Regions from separate parts of the Homo sapiens genome. Here region 1 is linked to region 2. Evidence: read pairs that join two places in POLR2A ChIA-PET (ENCODE). Cell type or tissue: OCI-LY7. All regions are shown on one strand. Region 1 overlaps FOXN3 (forkhead box N3). Region 2 has its middle 18 kb from the start of FOXN3-AS1.

The links. ChIA-PET counts read pairs that join two places held together with the same protein. Peaks named below come from ENCODE experiments on the same cell type or tissue, not always from the same donor. Only the 100,000 strongest peaks of a DNase experiment are listed, where the experiment ranks them.
Region 1: POLR2A ChIA-PET joins it to region 2 with 5 read pairs; 2 of 35 experiments call an interaction of 5 or more read pairs at or near these places.

The regions. Positions count from the first base shown.
Region 1 is chr14:89,358,036-89,360,535 of GRCh38, reverse strand. The region is part of intron 2 of FOXN3 (forkhead box N3); the gene reads left to right. All of the region lies in intron 1 of FOXN3-AS3 (FOXN3 antisense RNA 3), which reads right to left. Among named protein-coding and RNA genes, the nearest start is that of FOXN3-AS3, 9.0 kb to the right of the region's middle. In OCI-LY7, no CTCF peak of the experiment used is centred here; no DNase peak of the experiment used is centred here.
Region 2 is chr14:89,433,946-89,436,445 of GRCh38, reverse strand. It overlaps a transcript of FOXN3 not described here. Among named protein-coding and RNA genes, the nearest start is that of FOXN3-AS1, 18 kb to the right of the region's middle. In OCI-LY7, no CTCF peak of the experiment used is centred here; no DNase peak of the experiment used is centred here; H3K27ac peaks cover 611 bases.

The DNA.
Region 1 (2,500 bases), 76 kb after region 2:
TCCCTTTTTTTCCTTCTCTCTCTCACCGTTTTTCCCTCCCTTCCTCTTTCCTTCCCCTCTTTCTCCTTCCCTCCCTCTCCCTCTCATCCTTTCCCTCCTCCCTTCCTCCCTCTCTTTTTACCTCTCTCCCTGTCTTCCTGCCTCCCTCCCTCCCTTTCCCTTTCTCCCTCCCTCCCTCCCTCCCTTTCTCTTTCTCCCTCTTTCTTTCCTTCTCTTTCTTCCCCTCTCTCTCTCCATCCCTCTCTCTTCCTCTCTCATCCCTCCCTCTTTCCCTCTCTCCTTCCTCCTTTAGGGGCAGCTGGGCCCTGAGGAGTTGAGCCAGAGCCAGGTCCAGAGGAGGAGGCAGTTTTGGCGGGAGGGGAGGGCATTTTGTGCAGTGGGGGCAGAAACGCAAGGCCAGTGTGCAGGGGCCCCGGGGAATTAACTGGGCACTCATAGTGAAATAAACCTAGGCCGTTTCCAGGAGAAGCCTTCAAGCCTGCCAGATCCTGGGAGACCGTGGCATATGCTGGACAGAATGACAGCTTGATGAGGAGTACCAACTCTAGGCCACCTCTCTATAAAGTTACAAGTATCTTTTGGTGATGAGGAAGTGGACCATATCCGCTCCAGTTCCCACCATGAGCTCAAGGATCCGTGAGAGAACAGTGGCCTCAGAGGCCCAGCTGCCCCAGCCAGGGAGACCCTTCTCTTATCCACCTCTGCCCACTCCAGCTTTATTCTCTAAGTCAGGCTGTTGCCCTGTCCTGCTCCCTTGCAGTATCGGGGTCAGGGCCTCTCCTCCTTAAGGAAGGAGGTGGCAGGTGGTAAGCCCTTTGGGGCAGGACCTCTCTAGGAAGCCCTGGACTGCCATACCGGCCGGAGCATCTCTCAGTGTGCACGAAGACATGACTCAAAGCAAGTAGCTTTCTCAAAGTCCCATGTCCTTCTTGGCACTACTCCAGTGGCTGGCTCTTTGCTTTGTTCTATTTCGATCCTTCCATTTCCACCTCTATCTTAGTGCATCTGAGACAAAACGCTTCTTTTGGACCAAGGAAATTAACATCAGACTATGGAAAACAAATAGTCATGTGCAATTTTTTTAGATGAAATCTGCATGATTTCACAATTTGACAAGTACCTATTCCATCAGGCAGGCACTGAATGGTTTGGAGCTCAGTGTCAAGGAAAGCTGGCTATTTAATATTTTGTTGCCATCATAATAACAAGAGCTGATTTTTTTTTTTTTTAATTTTATTTTGAGATGGAGTCTCGCTCTGTTGCCCAGGCTGGAGTGCAGTGGCGTGATCTCGGCTCACTGCAACCTCCACCTCCTGGGTTCAAGCGATTCTCCTGCCTCAGCCTCCCAAGTAGCTGGGATTATAGGCACCTGTCACCATGCCCAGCTAATTTTTTGTATTTTTAGCAGAGACAGGTTTCACCATGTTGACTAGGCTGGTCTCAAACTCCTCAGGTGATCCTCTGCCTTCCAAAGTGCTGGGATTATAGGTGTGAACCACTGCACCTGGCCCGAGAGCTGATATTTATTGAACTGTTACCATGTGCCAAGCAAGCACAATATTATCTCCTTTAATCCTCACAACAATCTTGTGAAGCAGGTATTATTAATTCACTCCCATTTTATGGATGAAAAATTTGAAGCTCAGAGCAGTTATGTATTTTGCCCAAGTCCACACAGCTGAGAAATTGAAACAAGACTCAGACTCGGGTCTGTCTGACTCCAATGTCCATGTCAGCCAAGTAAGGGCTCCCCTTTGAAAGCACAATAATGTGTTTCTCACTGACCCCACACATGGGTGGTACTGGCCTAGAACAGAAAGCTGGCTGTGTTGAAACTGTGAAGGAGTTGGAGACATGAGGACCCATGTATTCTAATTAATCTGTAATCACACGTTCCCAAAGCATAGAATGATGGGCCTTTGGGATGATTTCATCTCAGCACCTAATTTATAGATGAGGAAACTAAGACCCGGGGTGGGGAGTGAGCTGCATGTATGCCATGATTACTCAAGGCAGTGATGGTAGGTGCAGCCCAACCAGGTATGTGTTCTTATTACGGATGGGGTAACTTACTCTAGTCCGTGTCTGTATCCCCCAATGGGGGTCTTCCTTTTCGACCTTGGAGCACTTGACTTAGGCCATCATCCACACCCCACCCATCCCACAGGACCCAGCCCAAATCCCTTAACCCTGAAAACTCCTTCTCTGGTTTTTAAGTTTCCTAAAACTGGGAGTTGTGAGTCTCAGTCCTGGGTACCAGTATTGGAGCTGTAGGGCAGTGGGCAGTGAACTATGGATAATGTTTTTGCAAATAAGGTCTTACTGAAGCCCAGCCACGTTTATCTGTTTACATTGATGGTTGCTTTTGTGCTATGATGGCAGAGTTGGGTTGTTGCAACAGAGACCATGTGACCTACAGAGACTATAGAATGTACTTTGAGAAGCCGTTGGACCTGGCCATGCATTAGAGGACCTGGTAACAGAAAGAGAAGTTGTTTAA
Region 2 (2,500 bases):
TGTGCACCCTAACATGTGACCCTACGTCACTTTGTTTTCTAGGTCACAGTTGCTTCATTAAATTAGGGGCTGGCATGACACCATGACCAAAAGTCTTCCTAAGGCTAACCTTGTAGATTTTATTTTCTTTATAAATTAACTTTTTTTTTTTTTTTTAATGAATAAACAAACCTTTTCTGGCCAGGGCTATAAAACCAAGAATGTAATTAGTAAATAAATAGCTCTGTTTAGATTATAATGATAAGTCAGGGCAGTCAGCATTGGTAACTTTCTTCCTACCCATGAGTTGTAGATTTTGATCTACAGGCCGGGCGCGGTGGCACACTCCTGTGATCTCAGCATTTTGGGAGGCCGAGGCAGGAGGATCGCTTGAGCCCAGGAGTTCGAGACCAGCCTGGGCAACATAGCAAGACCCTATCTCTGAAAAAAAAAATAATAAAGAAAAATGAGTGATGAAGGATGTGAGGGAGGAGCCCTAGGAAATGGAGTACGTAAAACCTGCTGTGCCTTTAGTCAGTGTTATCTTCTGAACAGCCAAGGCAACTTGGTTGTTCATTCAGAGGAGATCCAGGAAGGTCTGGGCAGGGCTTGTTTGCATGACTGTAGCCATTGGGAGGCTTTGCTGTAAGGCTGGTGTCACAGGAAATCTGTGAGAGGTTTAATTTGGATTCAAAGGGAGCTGGTGTTGGCAGAAGCCAGAGTCACTCTAAATGGCAGTGGAATCAGATCCCTGTGGATAGCTGAGGGTTTCTCAAGAATGAAACCACAGACCTCAGCTTTCTACTTCATCCCCTTTTTACGGAGCTGTTGGCTGGTCTCGAGATGAGATTCTAGTAGTGGCACCAGGGGAGCTTTCAAGGAAGCATCTGGGGTGGTTTGTGAGGGAACGAATGCTTTGGCTGTCGTACCACAGTCTATCTGGGAGCGCCATGGACGTGGAGATGACGTGGGTGTGGAAGATGGCAGTGAGTTAAGGGAGTATGCTTCTTCTCTGTCTCTCATGTATACAGCTTGGGTGAAGGCTCTGAGGGCCTGTGGGGGTATTGGGCTGCCATTTTTTTTTTTTTTTTTTAAGAGACAGGGTCTTGCTGTGTCACCCAGGCTGGAGTGCAGTGGCACAATCATAGCTCAGTGAAGGCTTGACCTCGCAGGCCCTAGTGATCCTCCTGCTTCAGCCTCATGAGTAGCAGGTGTGCACCGCCCAGCTAATTACAAAAATTTTTTCTGTAGAGATGAGGTCTTGCAGTGTTGCCCAGGCTGGCTTCTAACTCCTGGGTTCAAGCAATCCTCCCCTCCGCAGCCTCCCAAAGTATTGGGATTGTAGTCATAAGCCACTGTGTCTGGCCCCAGGCTGCCTTAGTAAGAGAGTTTTACCCTCTTGTCTAGGATATATGGGGGAAAGTTAATCTGATTAGCAGTACAGTGTATTCAAATTGTGCTTGGCTAATTGTTGAACGTTTATACAGAATTGACTAAGGTTGATCTGTACCTGTAACTATAATAATTCTCTGTAATACAGCTTTTGGAAAGTAGTTCTGGTGTGAGGGTCAGTGGTGTTTCTAAACTGGCAGACAATAACTACCGGAGTGCAAAGAACAAGATACATAGTTTGAAAATGGTTTCTTGTCAAATGTCTGTGCTTTGGAAGCATTACCTTCAAGAGAATCCATCAGATTTTTGTCCTTGTGGTAGTAGGACATTCAAAGAAGGTTTATTTGGTGGTTTGGGAGCAGGCAATAGGGTGAGGATTGGAGAAAAAGGAGATTATTCTGTGAGTTGAAAATGGGTACCTCTACAGCTGCTTGTTCTTCCCAAGGGTTCAGATGGGAGATGGAGATGGACTTGGAGTTCCAGGCCTGTGCTCTGGAGTGATCATGAGCTTCTTAAAAAACCTTTGTGTTTTAAGATTCTGATAAGGCCAGGCACGGTGGCTCACATCTGTAATCCCAGCACTTTGAGAGTCCGAGGCAGGTGGATCACCTGAGGTCACAAGTTCAAGACCAGCTTGACCAGCACAGTGAAACACTGTCTTTACTAAAAATACAAAAAAATTAGCCGGGTGTGGTGGCAGGCACCTGTAATCCCAGCTACTCTGGAGGCTGAGGCAGGAGAATCACTTGAATCCGGGAGGTGGAGGTTGCAGTGAGCTGAGTGAGATCACACCATTGCACTGCAGCCTGGGTAACAAGAGCAAAACTCCATCTTAAAAAAAAAAAAAAAAAAAGGCTTGCGCAGTGACTCACGTCTGTAATCCCAGCACTTTGGGACAGTGAGGTGGGGCTATCATCTGAGGTCAGGAGTTCAAGACCAGGTTGACTCCTGGTGAAACCTCGTCTCTACTAAAAATACCTAAAATTAGCCGGGCGTAGTGGCAGGCACCTGTAATACCAGCTACTCTGGAGGCTGAGACAGGAGAATTGCTTGAATCTGGGAGGCGAGGTTGCAGTGAGCCAAGATGGGGCCATTGCACTCCAGCCTGGGCGACAAGAGTGAAACTCCA